2 separate regions of the Homo sapiens genome follow, and region 1 is linked to region 2. A link is a loop called in an ENCODE intact Hi-C map of the cell type or tissue named here. Cell type or tissue: PC-3. All regions are shown on one strand. Links, peaks and the distances in the headings refer to the core of each region. The heading gives the core; the rest is flanking DNA. Region 1 holds the start of DCUN1D4 (defective in cullin neddylation 1 domain containing 4). Region 2 has its middle 52 kb from the start of SPATA18.

Region 1 (5,383 bases), core at 144-5,143, 260 kb after region 2:
GAACACCACACACATTGCCCAATTTTTCACTCATCATGAAAAGAACCATCAAACAATCAAGTATCCAAGTTCAGTATGTTTGTAACCACACCAAAAGGTTTACAAATCTTAGGACTTCTTGGTAATATTTTTATCATCAGAAAAATTACAATATTCTTCTAATGACTATGTTGCAAGTAGTTTCATAATACCTTATATATTACATACAAAAATCTATCATCTCTGCATTAATCTTAGCCTTCTACATTACAGATTCTGGAGTCCCTTCCCTGTAAACAGTAAAGGGAACTGGTGAAGGATGTGACGTTTAGGGAGTCTACTTATGGAGAGGAAGGTTTCTAGTATTAAGGAGAGAAGGAATTGCAGCCTGCAGCTAATAATAAAACAAGCAAACAAAAAAAGTCTTATGGTTCTCCACTTTTTACAGTTTTCTTCTATTCTCATTTGCTTTCCAAGCTTCTTCGAAAATTGAAGACGTCACATATTACCTTTGCTCACCTTCACATTTCCACCCTAAATTCCACTAACCCACCTCCATCACTCATTTCAAGACAGTTATTTTTTCAAACACCCCAAGAAATACCAACACATAGTTTATATTATCGTTACAAGGGTTACGTGTACCTCCACTGTGTTCTCATATTTATGCAAGGGAATGCTGGAACCCAGTGCTTACACACACTGGATGCCAAAATTAAATACACCATTCTAAAGGCTGCTTTACATTGTGTTGCTTCTTAAATGTTTTCCCACAACCCGTGCGCATGATGGTACAAGACCAAGCATTTATTCCACAAGTAAGGCCACAAAATGCAGGGGGAAATTCACTTGGGGACCAAGAACCTAAGCGTGAAGAGGGCTGCGCCTGGCGTGGGCTCTCCCTCTCCCAAGGGAGAAGGGCTGGGGAGTCGCTCCGTCCCTGGGAACTCAACCGCCTCCCGAGAGCGCGCAGGAGCTGGCCGGGGAATAAAGCACGAGTTGGCCGAGCAGGAAGGCTCCAAGGGCGCGCTGCATGCCGGGACCCGTTTCCACAGTTACCCACGTGCACCCAACCCAACCGCGGCCGGGCGCGGCCGCGACTACAAGTCCCAGAATTCGGCGGGACCGCCTTTCCCCTTCATACCCGTTGACTGGAGACAAACCCTAAAGGAAACCCCTCAAGCGCCCTCCCAGCACGCCTGGGAGAAGTCGCGCCCCCCGGGCGTGGGGCGCGGCCTAGGGCCCGGCCATCCCTCTAAGGAAGCGGGTTCCATGGCACCAACCCCCACACCTGATAGCCAGAAATTAGACAACTGCGTCACAGACTATCAAACCCACGGACTGCCAGGGACCCCGACACCTCCCCGGCGCCAAGCCCCCGACCCGGCCATCAGGGCCCGACCCCTCCGGCTCCCGCTGCTGAAACCCCGCAGCCCGCACCCCTGCCCCGCCTCCTAGTCCCGCTGCCGGAGCCCGCGCCAGCGCTGACCTCGCTTCCCGCCGTCCGGGGGGAACCACGGCCAGTTCCAACCTTAGGGCACTTACCCCGTCTCCTCCACCTCAGCCCCGCCCCCTCCTCTCTCCGCACCCCGAAGCTTGGACTCCCCCCTTCAAGGGACCCTGCCTCGACAGGGAGAGGAAGTACCTCCCCTAAGCACAGTCTGACACCCCCTTAGCCCGGCTCCGGACCGAATCTGGACGTGACAGTCCTCCTGCCCAACTCCGCCCCACCTCCCCTTCCTCCCCGACTAGCTCCTCACCCCCATTTCATATTCTCCACCCCTGCCCCCACTCTGCCACCCCAAATCCTACCCACCTTTTTCTCCTCTTCCTCCCAATCGCCCTACCCTTCCACACCTGCCCCATCTCTTTACCCCAACATCTTCCACTCCCACCACTCTCCGTTACCCACCGCCCTTCCAACGCCCCTCCCGCCCCGCAGGACTCCCCAACTACCATTACACCCCAGTCCCTCCCACCACCTCGCTTTCCCGTTACATCAGCCCTCGTCCAGTCGCCCGCCCTCCTGCCCCGCTCGGCCGCTGCCCCCATTCCCCCACCCCATTGTTCGCCGCCCCCCCCCCACCCCCCCGCCAACCAGCCCTTCTTCCCATTGTCCCCGCCCCCGCGCCCCCCTCGCACTCACCCGCCTTTCTCACGGAGCCGCCCGCACCACTCAGCCCTTTGGAAATCCTCACCCTTGTGCCCCGCTCGCTCGCTCGCTCCCTCCCTCTCCCCGCCGGTGCCACCCCCCCACATCCCCGGCCCTGCCCGCTACAGCCCAACGCTGCCTCCACCTCCATGCACCCCGGACACTCCGATCTCGGCCCTTCATCGCACGTCCAGCCCTCCCTTCCCCCAACACTGAAAGAGAGCCAGTCCCCACCCCCCTCACCTCCGCCCTCCCCGCAGGCCGGTCCCTTCCCCCCACGCCCGCCCCCGCCCCACGCCGCCCGCAGCGTCACCGCCCGCCCCGGCCCCGGGAGGGGAAGGGGTGGTTCCCAGGCAGGGGCTCCCGGCGCGTTTCGGGACCCGAGGCGTGGGGCGGGGACTGCGGGAGCCGAGTGGCGAGTTTGGCAGCCGCCCGGCCCCGGCCCGCTGGCTGGCTCTCTGCTACTCACTGACAGCGGCGGCATCCGAGTGCATTTTCAGGCAGCTCACACCCGGCTCGCCGCCCAGGCTCCCGCGCTCGCCTCGCGGTCCCCCCACCAGCTCACTGCACCTCGGCTCGAAGCTGAGGACCCGCCGCCGGGCACTCCCAGCCCGCCCATCTCGCCTTCTCCATTGGCTAAACCGCGGCTCAGGGGCCGCCCTGCTGCGTCTCTCATTTGACAAAAGGAGTGCCCATAGCGCCGGTCTGGAGCTGGCAACGAGGCCCCGCCCCCCACTGGCCAATACGATTGGTCCTGGGGCCTTGTCTCCGTAACGCCCCTGGCGGAGGCCATGCTCCGGAGCAGCGGGTTGGGCCCGGCTGCTGTCAGTCACCCCCAGGGGTCCGAGAGCGCGTGTAGGGGCGAAGCTGGGAAATTGGTCCACCTTGACCCTGAAACCCCGCCCAGTGGCGGGCGGGATTGGTGGAGCTGGAGACCCACCAAGAAAGATGGGTCGGCGTCTGAAACAAAGCACGCGAAGTGTTTCCCAAAGAATAGAGCAGCGCAGCGCAGTTGGGGGCGGCTCGTACCAGCTGCTGGAAGTAGGGAAATGCGTCCGTCCCTAGCGCCCGGCGCGACGCGGCCGGGTCTCCCGCCACTTGTCCCACGACACTTGTCCAGTTCGCGCCGAACTCGGACTGGGACTTCTCTTGTCAGCTGCTTCCTACCGCAGGAAACTGGATTAAGAATTGCCGCGTCTTAATTTCCAGCAAACCTTCTGGTGGGGAGCAAATTTCCATTTCTCCTACGAAGATCCATCCTCTCCCCACTTTCGAAATGTACTTCTTTTCCAGAGTCCGCATACTTGTTTCGCAGAGTTCGCACACTTCTTTCCTCTAGTCACTAATGTCTGTTAAAGAGGCTTCGAATGCCACGAGCATTGTCCGTCACACACATCTGTATGCCCCAGACATCAGACAGAAATACAGGGCCGCGCTCTGAGCTGCGGACTGAGCCTAACACATGGACGAGTCCAGGGGGCAGACCACCAGCCCGTGAAAGACCCCCGGCGGCATCTAAGAAAACCTGTCACTCCCGCGGAGAGGCCGTCCAGAAATTGAAACTGGCTGTTATTTGGCAGAGGGAGACGTTAATTTTGGTGAATTCTTCTGACCCTAAGTCAAGAATTCGCACCATTTCCATGAGTCCTGCCCTGATTTTTCAATACTTGAAGCTAACTTATCACACCGCATTATGGTAACAGAACAATATTTCGAGATATTAACGGAGGATTCCCCCCACCCCAACCCACCCCCACCCTACCCTGCCTCCACCCTCATCCCAGCCACCAACTCCAACAACAACACACCTACAAGGCATCCCCATATCCTAAGGCCCTGGGCCATCTGGGAGCCTCAAAGAGTAGGTGACACCACAAATCACAGGTAACAGAACGCACGGTCTTTTTGGTTTTAGATTTCTACAGCCCAGGCTTTTGGGTTTCCAGGCTCTGAAATTTAGATTTTAAATCAGGACACAAATGTTATGCTATTTGGAAGGGGCTCAGACAAACCAGTTTCTGTGTCCCACAGCACTCCCATGGTAAAATGCTCCCTCCATCTTAATCGCTAATTTCTCTTTAATAAATTACATCCTTATAATACTATTTATATAATATTTTTATCATTCAAACATTTATGAATCACTTTATGGAATCTCAGAACTGTACCTGAAGTTATTTATTATTTGCTTCAGGTTCTTTCGCAAGACAAGAATCTCTCATAGAACATCCTTATTGATCACCTTTATCATGACAGTACCTCAGCGGGGCCCCACAGTGATGGGTAGGTACCTCTGGACTCTGAGATAGGGGATTGCTTGTTGGGCAGATCTAGCAGTAAGAATATCCGCCCTTACTCTGAGCAGGGAAGCTGCTCCTGCATTCTTTATTCTATTTATGTTTCAGCTTAATCTACATCTAGGAAATAATAAATTATATGTCATTTAATACAAGTTTCAAATCTTTTGTGTGTGTAATATTTATGATTTTTTTTTTTACCGTTTACCATGGTACTTCAAAGACTGAGACACATGTTATTTTGCACAGAAAAGGGCTTCCTTCGTGACACCTCTAAATTACAATAAGCCCACAATTAATTATAGCTAGTCATTTGCTCTATTAATTTATTTGCAGCATACTTTATAATAATGTGTATAAGAGTTAAGCTAGATGAAGGATGGGTCGGCTGCTTTGCCCCAGCTCCCAACACTGGCCTGGCATATGCATGGTGTCCATAAAAATTTATAGAATGTACAACCTCTGTTATTTCTCAACATTGCTTTCAGTTGAGTCAGTATGATTATTTTCAAGTAGAAAACAGACTTAGAGGTAATTTACCCAGATCTTTATAAAGAGTCAGCTATAGCCTAAGGATTGAGAGGCAAAGCTCATTCCTAGTCGGCTGACCCTCACTGCCCCCACGTTTTACAAAGTATAATAAAATGACTACATAATGCTCTGCAAATATTACCTGGTCATTTAAATAATCCACACCATATAAACCTCTGATATCAGGAAACTTGTTATAGTTATCTTTTTACTTGCCTAGCACCTAGTACAATGCTTTCAAATATTGTGGTAGGCACTGGTTAACCATACCCCTTAAAATGAATGTTTACCGTACATGAAATTTTAGATCTGGATAGGAACCTTGGTGATTATCAAATCCAACATCTTCATTTTAAAAATAAGAGACTTGACATCCAAAGGAGTTAAATGTTTAATCTGAGTCACTTGGCTAGTTGATAACAAA
Region 2 (5,383 bases), core at 149-5,148:
ATTTTACTTCTTTCTCTTATGCATGGCTCTTAATTAGTTCTTTTCAAAAATGTTAACACTTTCAAAAGAAACAGCAACGATGTGCTTTCACCACAGCTGGTATGAGAACCAGGCCTGCCCTGGTAACCTGTACACTCTTCATGTTTTTCCTTGGCTAACATAGTGTCCTGCCTTCACTGGCAGCTTCTCCCAGGTAAAGTCCCAGGATTCTTGGAAATGCCCATGATGGTCCATACCCAGGAACTGAAGGCTGGAGGCCCAGGGAACTCAAAGAAATGAGCAGTGGCTACAAGGGAGAAAGGGATTGGGTTTGGGGAGGGTAGGTCCACAGAGCAGGGAAATGCTCAGCAACTCCAGCAAGAAACAACTTGTCACTTTATAGCTGCTTCTTTGACGTTCTATAGAAATTTGCGTTCTCAGCCTGCTTATTTAACACATCTTCTGTATTGTTTCAAATTCAGCTCCCACAGATGTTCCATTTTGTTCATCAAGAAAGTGAGTCTCTGGGAAGTTAAGTGACTCACATAAGTTCACAAAGGAAGCCATGGGCAGAGCAGAAGTTCTCACCTCAATGGCCTGAATCCAAGGCTTGGGCACTAGTTCCACAGAACAAACAGCCTGACCATGCGGCTCGGCGGGTCAGGAGTTGGTTCTCCCTGAGTAATAGAGCTATGCAGGGCTCAGCAATTCTGGAGAATGGGGATGGGATAACCCAGTTATCTGCCATCCTTCTAATGTACCTATATTTACTCCAGTATCTCTCTCTCTCCCCTGTCTCTTTCCACTTCAAATACGCCCCTCACACTGACTCATCTACAGCCTTCTTTCTTGCCCACCCAAATCAATTTCTGCTTCCTTCCAGTGCTCAGAGAGAATTTCCACCTCTGGTAGGAAAGTCTGGTTGCAGTGAGAGATTTTTCCCAGTTAGGGCAAAATCCAAGTAGGGAGGAAAGGAGAAGGGAGAGAAGGTAAGGAAGACAGATCAACACCCTATATCTGCAAGATGGCACCTTAACAAGGGTCAACCTCAGGGAGTCATTTCTGGTCTTTTTTCTATACCCTTTTATTCCTGACACAAGTCTCCCTACAGGCCCTACATCCCTCTACAGAAATAAGATCTCCAGGGTCCTTCTTCTGAAGTTTCTGGCCTGAGGGTTATTTTAAAGTTGGCATCAACTCAACTCAGACACTACTCTAAGAAGGGGAAGATATTTTACTTCATGAGTGAGTGATTTTTTTCTTTTAAGACTCAAGGTGTGAGTAGCTTCTCTCTTTGAACCCTCCCTCTCAAAAAAAAAAAAAAAAAACAGGCTTTCTAGCTGGAATATTTTACATATTCAAAGTAAAACTGCCCACAGCCACATCTTGGGCCTTTTCAGTTTGACAGTATCTGTGGTAATGTGTGTGTGTGTGTGTGTGTGTGCTCACGTCTGTGTGTTCGTGCAGAATGGACTCAATCCCACACTCCTTAAGCCAGTCCTGGAAGGTCTGTTGGTCTAAACCTGAGGGGAACCAGCCCAGTGAAAACGCAGTACCTTTGGCTCAGCCATACCTTGCAGACTTCATTACCTGGAGTCCTGAACTTTGCACAGAGCATCCACAATCTGCTGCCCTCAAAGCATGGCTAGAGAAATAATAAAGTAGATACCACACTCACTACTCTCAATAAAACCCACAGAGTTGAAATATTTCTTTCTGCAGAGATTTTTTTAAAAAAAAATTATTATTAACTATATTTTTTTTGCCTTCATACAGAATTGTGCCTCTTTCAAGTACTCTAGGAATTTCACTCTGGCAAGTTCCTACAATTTCTTTGAGAGTTGCTTAGCAATATTATTCCATCTTTTAGGGGAAAACTAAAACACTTACTTGAAATAACCCTAAGAGTTTCTGAAATTGAGTTTGGGTCATGTAAAATATTAATCATTTGAAAATCTTGGAAATCATAGAGGATCATGAAAGAAACCATTATTTTCTCCTTTTTTCCATGTTTAAGAGCAAAGACCTACATCCAAAACATTTGTTAACAAATTGCAATAAGAACTCCAAGTTGACAAGATGATGGTATTGGTTTGCATAAGGGGATTTTTTTAAAGTAGCAAAAAAAAATGTTCTAGCAGAAAAGTTGCCTCCTGAGCCTTAATGGGAACAAATGCATAAATCCTTTACTACATATACAGTTATTTAACACTCCACATTTTCTTTTTTTTTCACATTTTTTTATTTTTTATTTTTATTTTTATTTTTTTCTCTCTTTTTTTTTTAATTGCCTTAATGGGATCAAATGCATAAATCCTTTATTACATATATAGTTATTTAACACTTCAAATTTTCTATCACACTTTTTATTTTATCCCTGGCTACCCTCCATCAATTTATTATCCAAATTCATGGAGAGCAGTAAGACCAGTAATTAAGTTATAAATTTTATCTGAGGAGTTGCTATTTGTTTCCCAATTTGAATCTTATTACTAACTGCTGGTATCCTCTCATTTCCTAAGCAACATTGCCATCTCATGGCTAACTCCATACATTTCCCAGGGAAACACCAGGCCTAGGTGAACTAGAGAGACCCTAATAGGATCAATGATGGGAACTGATTTATGTCCCTAGAATTTCCTCCAATTGTCGATCAAGTTTGGTTACAGAGGGAGAGCTCATCCCAGGAAATTGTACAACTTTGGTTTCCAGTAATCAGTGTCATTTTATCTTACATTATCACCTTTGGCTATTTGATGAAGAAAAGTTTAATTCAGTCAAGGAAAACACAAAGAGGAAAATCTGTCATTGCCACCAAGGCATCTCTTAGATCTATTAGCCAATGTATTTGAAACGCTGGCACACTCCAAGTGGAGTTACTTTTGGCCCTTTCCTGGAGATTTTCAGAACGTACTTGTCAACACTAAGATACTGTAATGATAAGAAATTATACCCAGACTTGAAAAGAAGAAAAATGCTTCAATTTTCATGAATGGAAATTGCAACAAGTTCAATTCAAGTATTATCTTTGGAACATTTGCCAAGTAAACAGAAAAAGCCAAATTTTTCTATTCAGTGTTTGCGAAAATTTTAGTTGAGGTAGGCCACCTGTGAGATCTAATATTTGAATGTCAGTTTCACTCCATTTTAGATTTTTCTCTAGAGACTCATATGAATAACTATAAAGATGTTCCCAAATCTGAATCATCCAGGTGACATCTAGCTCTATTTGGCAGATGACCATGACTAATCAAACAATGACCAATAGGGACTCATTATTCTAAGTCTATGACTGCAAATCTCAATGACACATAGTGAACACAGACTTGTAAGATGGAAGGAAATGACTTATAAGTTTAGTAAGAAAACATATTCTGTCAGTTCAACAAAGAAGCTGTCCAAATATAAACCACAAGATAAGCAAATTTTTACCTCTAGGGAAGACAGAAGTACTATACTTTCTCATCCTTCTCCTTTTATTGAAAATTTAATTGCATAGCCCATAATTAGCTATTTACATATGAATTTTCAGTAAATTATCTATTTCTGGATTGTAGCAAATAACATTCTGAGAGTCTTTTAAACGGAGACATCATTTTCCATTTAGAAATTTCCATCTATTGCATGTATGATGCTGCCCCATCATATATGCAATAATTTATTTTTGCAATATTCTCCTTGTCGGGCATTAAGGATGGTCCAGACTAGTGTTTTTCACACTTGGCTACTGATGTTGAAAATACAGATGTCCCTGGAGACTTTGATCCAGGGAGCTTGAGGTGGGATCCAAGAGTTTACCTCTAATAATCAAGCCAAGTGATTTTCATCATCAAACAAACTTTGAAAATACTAGTCAACATTTTCATTGAAGTTACTCAAAATCTAAGTATATTCAAAGCTCAGACTTATTGGAAGTGTAATTCATCTTAAAACTTGTCACTTTTTAATAACCCATATATTTTTTAAATGTGAAACATAATTTGAAATGTTCATAAAATGCATTCATGAATTATGATATAAATGAATCTTCACATGAAATGCTATTTAGTGTGTCCTAATTTTGAATAATGTGTATTTGTCACTTTCATTGGCTCATAATTCCATTTAAGATTAGGTGTCTGTATTTTTTCATAAATTTTTTGATGCCTAATATTTCTGCATATTTATGAGGTACATATCATATTTTGTTACATGCATAGAATGTGTAATAATCAAGTCATGGTATTTAGGATATCCATCACCTCGAGCATTTATCATTTTGTTGTGTTGGGAACATTGCAAACCCTCTCTTCTAGCTATTTTGAAATATATATTGTTATTAACTGTAGTCACCCTAATGTGTTACTGAACATTAGAACTTATTCTATCTGCATGTATGTTTGTACTGATTAACTCACCTCTCTTTATCTCCCCACAATCCCCCCAAAACACACACACCCATCCCAGCCACTAGTAACTATCATTCTACTTTCTACCTCCATGAGATCAACTACTTTTAGCTCCCCCATGAGTGAGAACATGTGATATTTTTGTCTTTCTGCATCTGGCTTATGGGTGCCTGTATTTAAGAAGCATAAATGGATTTGCATCAGGGAGATTAATTAGGAAAACTCAAACCATGAGAAAGAAAGAAATTATAAGAGAAGCAGGGAGAAAAAATAGAAGTGAAGATGAAAAGGTACAATAGGGTAAGGGACTTAAGGAAAAATAGAAACACAGGAAAAACAACACTGACATAAATATTAGGGCTCAAGTGAATTTTATTTTATGATACAGTTAATAGAAGGGTGTAGAAAATAGATGAAAGGAAAAGATAGAATAGACGAAAGGGAAACATAGATATAAAGAAGAGATTTCTGTAAAAGGTTTTGGCCTTTAGTAGATAATTTGTTGGGTGAAAACTGTTTATCTGGTGATAAAACATAACTCCAAATGGTCAGCAACATCTTTAATTCGAAGGAAACAGGTCCCAAGGAAGCATTTTCTAAAACAGATCTTCTGGCACAGTACAGTGGCAAGAGCTTCATGAAGAAAGGGGTTCCTTGGTGAAATCAGTTTGGAGAATGCTGCATATTACATTCTTCTTCTTAAAGATTCTCATGCACAGTAGAGGATTAGGAGAAGACCTGTTAAACTCACTCTTACCTCAGTGTTTTCCAGGCCTGTCTGACCATAGGACTCATTTCACTCTAAATCTTACTAACATCCTATAGAGTTATTGACAAGAGGGTGGGTTGAATATCAGAAAACCTGGGTTTGAACCTTCACTCCAACATTTACTAGCTATGTGACCTGAGGCAGATTACTTAATAATAACCTTAAGCCTCAGCTTCTCCCTGTGTGAAATGGGTTTAATAATGTAAAGTTTTGGCACAATGTCGGGTACATGGTAAATGCTGGATTA

The links. Hi-C counts contacts between places; a loop is a spot of excess contacts. Peaks named below come from ENCODE experiments on the same cell type or tissue, not always from the same donor. Only the 100,000 strongest peaks of a DNase experiment are listed, where the experiment ranks them.
Region 1: a loop joins it to region 2, with 3 times the contacts of the local background. A loop is called at or near these places in 1 of 110 quality-filtered maps.

What each region holds. Positions count from the first base shown.
Region 1 is chr4:51,840,485-51,845,867 of GRCh38, reverse strand. It overlaps DCUN1D4 (defective in cullin neddylation 1 domain containing 4), which reads right to left and starts at 2,715. Exons shown (of 11, transcript NM_001040402.3): 1 at 2,601-2,715. The coding sequence starts at 2,625. RefSeq lists silencers at 1,488-1,607, 2,158-2,237, 2,338-2,687, 2,778-2,827, 2,838-2,987. In PC-3, for the core only: a CTCF peak has its summit at 2,886 (motif pointing left); DNase peaks (open chromatin) are centred at 1,077 and 2,887; H3K4me3 peaks cover 3,564 bases; H3K27ac peaks cover 2,442 bases.
Region 2 is chr4:52,100,666-52,106,048 of GRCh38, reverse strand. No RefSeq gene overlaps it. Among named protein-coding and RNA genes, the nearest start is that of SPATA18, 52 kb to the right of the region's middle. In PC-3, for the core only: a CTCF peak has its summit at 2,547; DNase peaks (open chromatin) are centred at 558, 2,518 and 3,248; H3K4me3 peaks cover 488 bases; H3K27ac peaks cover 1,430 bases.